Regions from separate parts of the Homo sapiens genome. Here region 1 is linked to region 2. A link is a loop called in an ENCODE intact Hi-C map of the cell type or tissue named here. Cell type or tissue: OCI-LY7. All regions are shown on one strand. Links, peaks and the distances in the headings refer to the core of each region. The heading gives the core; the rest is flanking DNA.

What was found. A loop is a pair of places that touch in the nucleus more often than their neighbours do. Peaks named below come from ENCODE experiments on the same cell type or tissue, not always from the same donor. Only the 100,000 strongest peaks of a DNase experiment are listed, where the experiment ranks them.
Region 1: it touches region 2 in a loop (2.9-fold over the local background); 4 of 110 quality-filtered maps call a loop at or near these places.

What each region holds. Positions count from the first base shown.
Region 1 is chr22:22,743,717-22,749,083 of GRCh38, forward strand. It overlaps IGL and IGLV3-16. Among named protein-coding and RNA genes, the nearest start is that of LL22NC03-102D1.18, 35 kb to the left of the region's middle. RefSeq lists an enhancer at 2,466-2,966. In OCI-LY7, for the core only: CTCF peaks have their summits at 2,130 (motif pointing right), 2,329, 4,737 (motif pointing left) and 4,961; DNase peaks (open chromatin) are centred at 2,125, 3,575 and 4,785; H3K4me3 peaks cover 939 bases; H3K27ac peaks cover 686 bases.
Region 2 is chr22:22,663,816-22,669,182 of GRCh38, forward strand. It overlaps IGL, the pseudogene IGLV2-28 and IGLV3-27. Among named protein-coding and RNA genes, the nearest start is that of GGTLC2, 22 kb to the left of the region's middle. RefSeq lists a silencer at 3,050-3,229. In OCI-LY7, for the core only: CTCF peaks have their summits at 2,920 (motif pointing right) and 3,139; DNase peaks (open chromatin) are centred at 2,916 and 4,366; H3K4me3 peaks cover 428 bases.

The DNA.
Region 1 (5,367 bases), core at 104-5,103, 80 kb after region 2:
AGACCTCAGGCTGCTTCTAGTCATGGTGAAAGGTGAAGGGGAGCCAGTGTAGGCAGAGGTCAATGGGGGAGAGGAAGCAAGAGAGAAGAGGAAGATGCCAGGCTCTTTTAAATAACCAGCTCTTTCGGAAACAGTGGGAATTCACTCACCCCAAGTGAGGACATTAATCTATTCATGAGAGATCCACTCCCATCACCCTAAAAGCTCCCATTAGTTCCCACCTCCAACACTGGGGATCCAATTTCAACATGAGATTTGGAGGCGACAAAGATCAAAGCCATAGCACCCTGAGGTTTGGCCACGCACTTGCTCATCTCCACATTTGTCCCTCCCCTCATGACTGGGGTCCTGACCACTCTGACTCAGTCTCCCTCCACTTCATGGACACCTGGCAGTCGGTCATCATCTGTTTTGCTGAATCAACAGCAGTATTGGGGGTATTCAACATTCCACATTTGTATTGTTTGAAAATTGCCCAATCTTAGGTGTTTTGTTATTGCTACACAAACAGACTAAGACATTTACTATTTAATGGTTACATTTCATTCTCTTTTTATGAAATTTTGTTGCTAACAGGGACTTTCTGCTTGGTCAGAAGATTAACAATTGTGTCTCCTGGTTCCACCAGAAACAGAGTAGAGACCCACACAGCTGAGGTATGGGGTCATAGATTAAAACTAAGAGACATAAGATTGATTCTCAGGCTCCAAGTCTGGCAAGTGAGCTTCTTTGAGACTCCCTGGGATCTCAGCAGTCAGACTGATCATTATTGCTGTCCCAAACATCCTATGTGATATGGAAGTAATATCAAAACCCTCCTGAGATTCCTGACTTGTGTCCCGACATGAAGTCTGTTGGGATTCCTGTCATTCCTTCAAGATTGTTCAAATAAGCAGCAACAATCACTCTCATATGAGATATGAAAAGAAGAATTCCACATGAACCAAACCCTGAAGCCCACACTGAAGTCTGCCAAGTTATCTGCAGTCCAGCGCGATGGAGGGAGCATTTTCGTGGGGACTTTTGAGAGTATGGAGAAGGCCTGAGGAAACGAGGCTCAGCTATGGGTTCCAGAAACAAAGCTCTGGGATGTCTCCCCATGGCCTCGACCTCTCACGTGCTACCTCTCCTCACTCTTTGCACAGATGCTGCCCCAGGCTAAGCCCCCACAGGACCCTAATCCTAGTCCTGACCCTGAGCTCAGCCCAGGTGATATTTCAGGAGATGGGACCCTGAGAATGAGCCCTAAAGTCTCCTTATCCTGCAGCCCCTGTGGTCTCTTAGACTCAGCTACCCCCAGTAGAGTTGGCCATGAGACACCTGTCCCCCACCTGCTCAGGAGAGAGTGCAGCAGGCAACAGTGCAGAGAGAACCAGCAGGAGCCAGGCCAGGCGCTGCATTCAGAGCAGCCCCCAATCCAACAGATTCTCCAGCTCTAGCCTGGGGTACAGCCCCCACCTTCTGCGGGCTGAAGTGGGCTTCTCAGGATGGGCAGGCCATGATGGGGATTGGCAGTGTGTCCATGGGACACAGCCCTACTGCCTGCCTGGCCCTCATGCCCCCTCCCTCCCCATCCTGGTTAAGCACCACCCCAACGGGCCCAGTTTCAGAACTCAGGACACCTGGGCCAGCTCCTGGACTTGCCCCCACTGCTCTCTGTTCTCCTGAGCCACTTAGTCTCTTTTGGCCTCAGTGTTACCTGCTGTGAAGTGAGGAGCCTTATACTGAACTGAGGAAGCTCTTTCTTCATTCAAAATTAAAAGACAGAAAAACAACGAAAGTCATGCGAATTAAAGCCTGATGAGGGGATGTCACTTAATGGGCTTCAATGGGCTTCAGACAAAACTTCTTGTCTTTCCTCTGCAGGGATTCCAAGAAAGGGACTCAAAAAGAGCTTGCTTTCTGTATGGTGGGAAGAGCAGTCCCCAGCTGAGAATAAGCAGGAGAGTCCCAGTTTAATCAGGAAGACAGACTAGGGTAGTGTAGAAATCCTCTCAGCACAAACTCTGAGAAGTATGGAATGAAATAAAGACAAACAAGAAATTAATGGTGCCGACGGTGGTGATGTTAGCTCACAGCTAAGCTGCAGAACCAGAAACATGCGGTGATGGGCTGAGTCTCCTCCACCAGCTGGGGGCAGCAGAGCTGCAGCCAGGAGCTTTCAGGAGAGAGGCTGGGGCTGCCCAGCTGGGGCAAAGAGAAGGCCAGCCTGGGGTTCAACAGGTGTCCAAGAATCTGTCTTCAGACTGAAAGTGAGTGCAGTTCATCCTATCCCCTCAGGCTTCAGTGACCACGCTCTGAGGGTCAGACACACGGTGTCACCCCAGGACACTGACAGAAGCCTGGCACAGTGAAGGCCTCACCAGGGAAATGCAGCTGGAGGAGGCTGGGCCCAGATGTGAGCTTGGGCAGCTTCCTCAGGAAGGGGAATCCCTGGGAGGCGTCCCAAGGTCGAGGTGCTCTAGGAGGGGGTATAGTGTGAGGTGATGGGGCTCCCAGGGCCCGGGTTCTTCACCCAGGATGGCGGCCTGAGCCTCCTGCCACTCTCAGGGTGTCATCCCTCCTGGTCCAGCAGTGTCCTGGGGAGCTGAGCCCTCTGTCCTGGGCACTTCCAGATACACCCGACCCCTCCTCCCTCTGCCTTTCCTTCCAGCTCCAGGCGGACTCTGACTCAGGGGGCAGCTCCTGTACTCAGGGGAGTCTCGGGTGGGTGTGGTGGGGCATTTGGGACCCTGGCCCTGGATGGGCATCCCCAGCCTCCTTCAGGAGACACTCTTCAGAGGGACAGGGCTTCTCACCTGCCTCAGGCCACAGCTCTGACCATGGTGCTGTCCACGCTCAGTGACAGGACACTGAGCAGGGGCCTGGCTGGAGTAACCAGGGACCACCCAATCTCTGGAGCTCACATGCTGTGCAGAGACCATGACCCTGGGACCCTTACAGAGACCATGGACCTAACGTTAGATTCTCAGTCCAGTGTGGTTTTCTGCTGCTTTTTGCAAGTTTACATAAAATATTGATGAGAAAAACATGAATAAATAACAGACAAGTTGACGGTGCTGATTGCTAATCTCTTGTGGCAATGAGGGGTGATGTAGCAGGAGCAGCACCACGACTGAAATGAGACCAGATGCCATGTTGACTCCACAGGGGTGTGTGGTTGCTTAAATGACCCAAATATTCCCACTGAATAATCAGCAAGTGTCCTAATGACACAGCACAGCATTTAGATGAAATGAACAAGAGGGGACTGAGTCTGAGGGACCAGGAGGAGGAAGATCATGGGTCCCTGGGCCACCTGCTGCTGAGTCAGGTGTCATCATGATCTCTCCACAGAGCCCAGCTCAGCCCCATGGCCAACCTCCTGGAAGGTCCACAGCTCTGCTGAGCCTGGCCCAGGACAGACCCCAGGTCAGCGAGGTTTGGGACAGTGGTCATGAGGTTAATTCCCACAAAGGTCTATGATCACAGGGCTTGAAGGCTGCAGCTGATTTTCTAACCAGAGACCCTGCTTGTTCCTCCTGTTGCCTGTGCTGCCCTCACAGCTGGTTTGAGAGACATCTCTCCAGGAAGAGCCACAGAGGATGTAAATTTGCATAAACGCTTAACACTGACTGCCCCCGAAAGCCTGAGAGGGAATAAGAGAGGCCTGCGGAGCCCAACTGTTCTGTGGGTCCAGGAGGCACAGCTCTGGGAATCTCACCATGGCCTGGATCCCTCTCCTGCTCCCCCTCCTCACTCTCTGCACAGGTGCTGACCCCAGGCCCTTCCCCAGGCTCAGTCCCCACAGATTCCAAGTTGAGCCTGACCTGAATCCTGAGCAAAGCCCAGACACAGCCTCTGGGTGGGACTCCTGGAAATGGGTCCTTTGTCTTCAAGCCCCCTCTCTTGTTCTTCCTTGCAGGCTCTGAGGCCTCCTATGAGCTGACACAGCCACCCTCGGTGTCAGTGTCCCTAGGACAGATGGCCAGGATCACCTGCTCTGGAGAAGCATTGCCAAAAAAATATGCTTATTGGTACCAGCAGAAGCCAGGCCAGTTCCCTGTGCTGGTGATATATAAAGACAGCGAGAGGCCCTCAGGGATCCCTGAGCGATTCTCTGGCTCCAGCTCAGGGACAATAGTCACATTGACCATCAGTGGAGTCCAGGCAGAAGACGAGGCTGACTATTACTGTCTATCAGCAGACAGCAGTGGTACTTATCCCACAGTGACACAAGGAGACAGGGAAGTGAAACATAAACCCCTCCCCCTCTATTTCATCCCCTTCCTTCTGCCCCAGGAGGACTGTGGACAAAGCCATGAGCAGGCTTGGCCAAATTCACCCAAATTTGAACCCCCAGGCTGCCCTTCCCTCCAGCCCTCCAGGCAGGCGCTGCAAAGGAGTCAGTCTGCAGTGGATTTGTGCCTGGCAGGCCTGGCAGTCCTGTGTTTCTTTGCCTGGGGTTTGAGTTGTTGATGGAGGGTCTGACTGGAAAGACAGACACAGGGAGACATCCATGCAGGCATGTCCAGAGGGATGTGGGGAACTCTCAGGTCTCAGTTCAGTGCAGTCATTGTTGTATCCTCTGGGAAAGCATTCCTCCAGTGCACCTAAGACCTCTAGACCCACAGAGCCTGAGGTCGGGATGAGAGAATGTCAAATTTTTGCTGATGGATCACTAAAGGCATTTTTGAGTGGAGCCACTACAATTTACTCCTTGATTCTGGACTCGTGGATCCTGACTGTGGGAGAAACAGCACCATCTATTGGGCACTGATGCACAGCACATGCCCCATCCTGGAAGACATTGCCCAACCCTACACATACTTGCCACTTGCCTGGTGCAGTAATGGAGTCTCCATGCAGTCATTAAACCATTCATATAAGCCACATGTCTCAGAATGTTGGGGACAAGAGTAAGAATCTTGAATGCCAGGAGAAAAGGCCCATAGCCCTTTATTTGCGGTGAAACGAGTTCCTTGGTCAGAACCTCCTGTGGAATACCATCGTGATGGGTGCATCATTCTGTAATCCAGAGATAACAGTTTTGGCAGAAGCATTGCTGTCAATGAAAGCAAATCCTCTGTACATGCCAATGCTAGTAAGGAAAAAGAGCTGTCTCTCCCATGATGGAAGAGCTCTAATGAAATTAATATCAAGCAGGCCCCTGGCTGTTTTCCACAGAGAAGGTCATCCTATAGGGATGCCTGTGTTGGTCTCTGCTGTTGACAGATTGTCACCCAGCAGTGGCTTCAGCCAGGCCAGCTCCAGTTAGTGGAAATTCACATTGATGAGCCCATTATCAGCCTCTATCCCTGCCACCATGGCCACATTTTTTTGGAGTCTGTTGGACAATGACAGGAGTGGTTGACGGAGGCTGCCTGG
Region 2 (5,367 bases), core at 274-5,273:
GTCTCCATGGATCACCTGTGTGCAGAGTGGCTCCGGTCAGTGCTCTGTGTTCCCTCCACAGGGCTCCCCACAACATGTGCCCTGTGTGGATGTGGGTGCATCGCCTGGGGTGGCTGATGTGCTCCAGGGATTCGATGCTGCAGATGCCTCAGCACCAAGGGTGGGGGTGGGAATGGGACAAGGCTGCAGCTGGGGAGACCAAGGATCAACCACACACAGCAGGGGTTTCCACGGGGTGAGCAGCCTCATTTCCTGACAGTAGAGCGAGCCTAAAGGTAGGTGCCAGGCAGTGGTATCTGTGGGGTGGCCCAGGCCTGGAGGGTCACAGAGACACAGGCACCACACAGCAGAGACACTGAGGGCCAGGAGCTCACTCAGGTGAGGGACTTCAGCAGATCTTTCTCTCCTGGTACAAAGAGATCAAGTTCCTACCATCAGAATAGACAAACAAGGACTTTAATCTCCTCAGCTGAGCCCCACTGTCCAGGGAAGAAGTCTCTGAGCCCAGGCCCAGGTGAGAGTGGGATGAGGAGAGGAGCCAGGACACAGATTTTCATGGATGCCCCGCCCTCCTCTGAGGCAGAGCGGATAAGACAGGGCTGGGGGCATACCCAGTGCTTGAGTCTCAGGAGGCAGCGCTCTCGGGACGTCTCCACCATGGCCTGGGCTCTGCTCCTCCTCACCCTCCTCACTCAGGGCACAGGTGATGCCTCCAGGAAAGGGGCCTCAGGGACCTCTGGGCTGATTCTTAGTCTCCTGCTCCTCAGGCTCACCTGGGCCCAGCACTGACTCACTAGAGTGTGTTTTTTCCTTTTTCCGGGCTCTCGGGCTCAGTCTGCCCTGACTCAGCCTCACTCAGTACCCGGGTCTCCTGGACAGTCGGTCACCATCTCCTGCACTGGAACCAGCAGTGACGTTGGGCATTATAACTATGTCTCCTGGTGCCAGCAGCACCCAGGCACATGATTTATGAAGTCAGTTATAGGCTCTCTGGAGTCTCTGATCACTTCTCTGGCTCCCAGCTCTGGCAACATGGCCTCCATGACCATCTCTGGGCTCCAGGCTGAGGACGAGGCTGATTATTACTGCAGTTCATATACAAGCAGCAACATTTTCCACAGTGGACATAAGATTGATTCTCAGGCTCCAAGTCTGGCCAGTGAGCTTCTTTGAGACTCCCTGGGATCCCAGCAGTGACACTGATCACTATTGCTGTCCCACACATCCCAAGTGATGAGGAAGTAAGACCAAAACCCTCCTGAGATTCCTGACTTGTGTCCTGACACCAGGGCTGTTGGGATTCCTGTCTTTCCTTCAAGATTGTTCAAATAAGCAGTGACAGTCACTTCCATGTGAGATATGAGAAGAAGAATAATTCCATATGAACCAAATCCACGAAGCCTACACTGAAGCCTGCCAAGTTCTCTGCAGTCCAGCGCGATGAAGGGAGCATTTTCGTGGGAACTTTTGGGAATATGAGGGGAGCCAGGCTCAGCTATGGGTTCCAGAGACAAAGCTCCTGGATGTTTCTCCCCGGCCTTGGTCCATCACCTGCTACCTCTCCTCACTCTTTCCACAGACACTGCCCCAGGCTAAGCCCCCACAGGACCCTAAGCCTATTCCTGACCCTGAGCTCAGCCCAGGTGATGCTTCAGGAGATGGGATCCTGAGAATGAGCCCCAACATCTCTTTAACCTAAGGTGTGGGGTCATGAGACACCTGTTAGCCATAAGACACCTGTCCCCCACCTGCTCAGGAGACAGTGGAGCAGGCAACAGTGCAGAGAGAACCAGCAGGAGCCAGGCCAGGCCCTGCATCCAAAGCAGGCCCCAGTCCCCACAGATTCTCCAGCTCTAGCCTGTGGTACAGCCCCCACTTTCTGCAGGCTGAAATGGGCTTCTCAGGATGGGCAGGCCATGATGGGGGATGGCAGTGTGTCCACAGGACACAGCCCTGCTGCCTGCCTGACCCTCATGCCCCCTCCTTCCCCACCCTGGTTAATCTCCACCAGAAAGGGCCCAGGTTCAGAACTCAGGACACCTGGATCAGCTCCTGGACTTGCCCCCACTGCTCTCTGTTCTCCTGAGCCACTTAGTCTCTTTTGGCCTCAGTGTTACCTGCTGTGAAGTGAGGAGGCTTATACTGAACTGAGGAAGCTCTTTTCTTCATTCAAAATTAAAAGACAGAAAAACAATGAAAGTCATGTAAATTAAAGCCTGCTGAGGGGATGTCATTTAATGGGCTTCAGTGGGTTTCAGACGTGGAACTTCTTGTCTTTTCTCTGCAGGGATTCCAAGACAGGGGCTCAAAAGAGCTTGCTTTCTGTATGGTGGGAACAGCGGTCCCTAGCTGAGAATAAGCAGGAGATTCCCAGCTTCATCAGGAAGGCAGACTAGGCTAGTGTAGAAATCCTCTCCGTACAAACTCTGAGAGGTGTTGAATAAAATAAAGATAAACATAATTTCATGTTTTCATGGTGCCGATGATGGTGATGTTAGCTCACAACTAAGCTGCAGTGCCTGGAACATCAGGAAATCACAGTGAATCACAGCTGCTCTTATTGGGTGGGAGGTGCACCAGTTTGATGCCTAAGTACATAGAAAGCCTGGGTCCCTGTAGGATGGCACATGCATCTCTCTGGACTTTGAAAGCTTTGCAGAAGAGCTTCAGTTGACTCACTCTAATTAGTCCGGACTGAACAAAACCACTAGAGGAGGGCATTTCAACCCTGAGACACTTCTATAGCCCCAACTTCCTACCCTGCGTGTGCGAACTCTCTGTGCTGGGCTGGGCAGGGCAGATTGGGTCACCCTGCACAGAATGGGGCTGGACTGTCTGGTCCTCAACTTCTGAGGTGACAGGTGCTGTGGAGGCACGTGGAAGAAAAAAGCTCCTGGGCTGAGTCTCCTCCACCAGCTGGGGGCAGCAGAGCTGCAGCCAGGAGCAGTCAGGATTAAGGCTGGGGCTGCCCAGCTGGGGCAAAGAGAAGGCCAGCCTGGCGTTCAACAGGTGTCCAAGAATCAGTCTTCAGACTGAAAGTGAGTGCAGTTCATCCTATCCCCTCAGGCTGCAGTGACCATTCTCTGAGGGTCAGACTCATACAGTGTCACCCCAGGACACTGACAGAAGCCCGGCACAGTGAAGGCCTCACCTGGGAAATGCAGCTGGAGGAGGCTGGGACCAGGTGTCAACTGGGGCAGCTTACTCAGGAAGGGGATTTCTTTGGAGACATCCCAAGGTTGAGGTGCTCTAGGAGGGGGCACAGCGTGAGGTGACGGGGCTCCCAGGGCCCGGGTTCTTCACCCAGGATGGCTGTCTGAGCCTCCTGCCACTCTCAGGGCCTTGTCCCTCTCAGTCCAGCAGCAACCTGGGGAGCTGAGCCCTCTGTCCTGGGCACTTCCAGATACACCATACCTCACTTCCTTCTGCCTCACCTTCCAGCTCCAGGCGGACTCTGACTCAGGGGGAAACTCCTGTGCTCAGGGGAGTCTCGGGTGGGTGGGGTGAAGCATTTGGGATCCTGATCCCTTCATGGGGCATCCCCAGCATCCTTAAGGAGACACTCTTCAGAGGGACAGGGCTTCTCACCTGCCTCAGCTCTGACCATGGGGCTGTCCACACTCAGTGACAGGACACTGACCAGGGATCTGACTGGAGTGACCAGGAACCTGGCTGGGGCAACCAGGGACCACCCACCCTCTGGAGCTCACATGCTGTGCAGAGACCATGACCCTGGGACCCCTTCAGAGACCATGGGGCCTGAAGTTAGATTTTCAGTCCAGTGTGGTTTTCTCCTGCTTTTTGCAAGTTTACATAAAACATTGATGAGAAAAACATACATAAATAACAGACGAGCTGAGGGTGCCAATTGCTAATCTCTTGTGGCAATGAGGGGTGATGTAGCAGGAGCAGCACCATGGCTGAAATGAGACCAGAGGCCCTGTTGACTCCACAGGGGTGTGTGGTTGCTTAAATGACCCAACTATTCCCACTGAATAATCAGCAAGTGTCCCAATGACACAGCACAGCATTTAGATGAAATGAACAAGAGGGGACTGAGTCTGAGGGACCAGGGGGAGGAAGATCATGGGTCCCTGGGCCACCTGCTGCTGAGTCAGGTGTCAGCAAGATCTCTCCGCAGAGCCCAGCTCAGCCCATGGCCAACCTCCTGGAAGGTCCACAGCTCTGCTGAGCCTGGCCCAGGACAGACCCCAGGTCAGCGAGGTTTGGGACAGTGGTCATGAGATTAATTCCCAGAAAGGTGACTGTGATCACAGGGCTTGAAGGCTGCAGCTGATTTTCTAATCTGAGACCCTGCTTCTTCCTCCTGTTGCCTGTGCTGCCCTCACAGCTGGTTTGAGTGACATCTCTCCAGGAGGAGTCGCAGAGGATGTAAATTTGCATAAACGCCAAACACTGACTGCCCCCAAAAGCTGGAGAGGGAATAAGAGAGGCCTGGGGAGCCCAGCTGTGCTGTAGGCTCAGGAGGCAGAGCTCTGAATGTCTCACCATGGCCTGGATCCCTCTCCTGCTCCCCCTCCTCATTCTCTGCACAGGTGCTGCCCCTAGGCTCAGTCTCCACAGACCCCAAGTTGAGCCTGACCTGAATCCTGAGCAAAGCCCTGCCACTGCCTCTGGGGGGGATTCCTGGCAATGCGTCCTTTGTCCTCAAGCCCCCTCTCCTGTCTTTTCTTGCAGTCTCTGTGGCCTCCTATGAGCTGACACAGCCATCCTCAGTGTCAGTGTCTCCGGGACAGACAGCCAGGATCACCTGCTCAGGAGATGTACTGGCAAAAAAATATGCTCGGTGGTTCCAGCAGAAGCCAGGCCAGGCCCCTGTGCTGGTGATTTATAAAGACAGTGAGCGGCCCTCAGGGATCCCTGAGCGATTCTCCGGCTCCAGCTCAGGGACCACAGTCACCTTGACCATCAGCGGGGCCCAGGTTGAGGATGAGGCTGACTATTACTGTTACTCTGCGGCTGACAACAATCTCACAGTGACACAGGCAGATGGAGAAATGAGACACAAACCCCTTGCCATCTGTGTCACCTTCTTCCTCCAGCCCCAGGAGGACTGTGGACAAAGCCACGAACAGGTCTGGCCCAGTACACCCAGATCAGAGACTCTGAGGCCTCCTTCCTTCCAGATCTCTACGGAGGCCCTACAGAAGGTGGATCAATAATAAATTCGGGGTTGGCAGGTCCAGTAGGTCCTGGTGTTTTCTGGGCTGGAGTGTGACTTGGGGAAAAATGACTTGAATGGAAGTACAGTCAGTGGGAGACATCTATTGAGTGGTGATGGTCCCAGTATTTCCTTGTGTGGTGACTGAACCTAGGGCAGTGCCACTACTCTGTGGCCCAAATGCC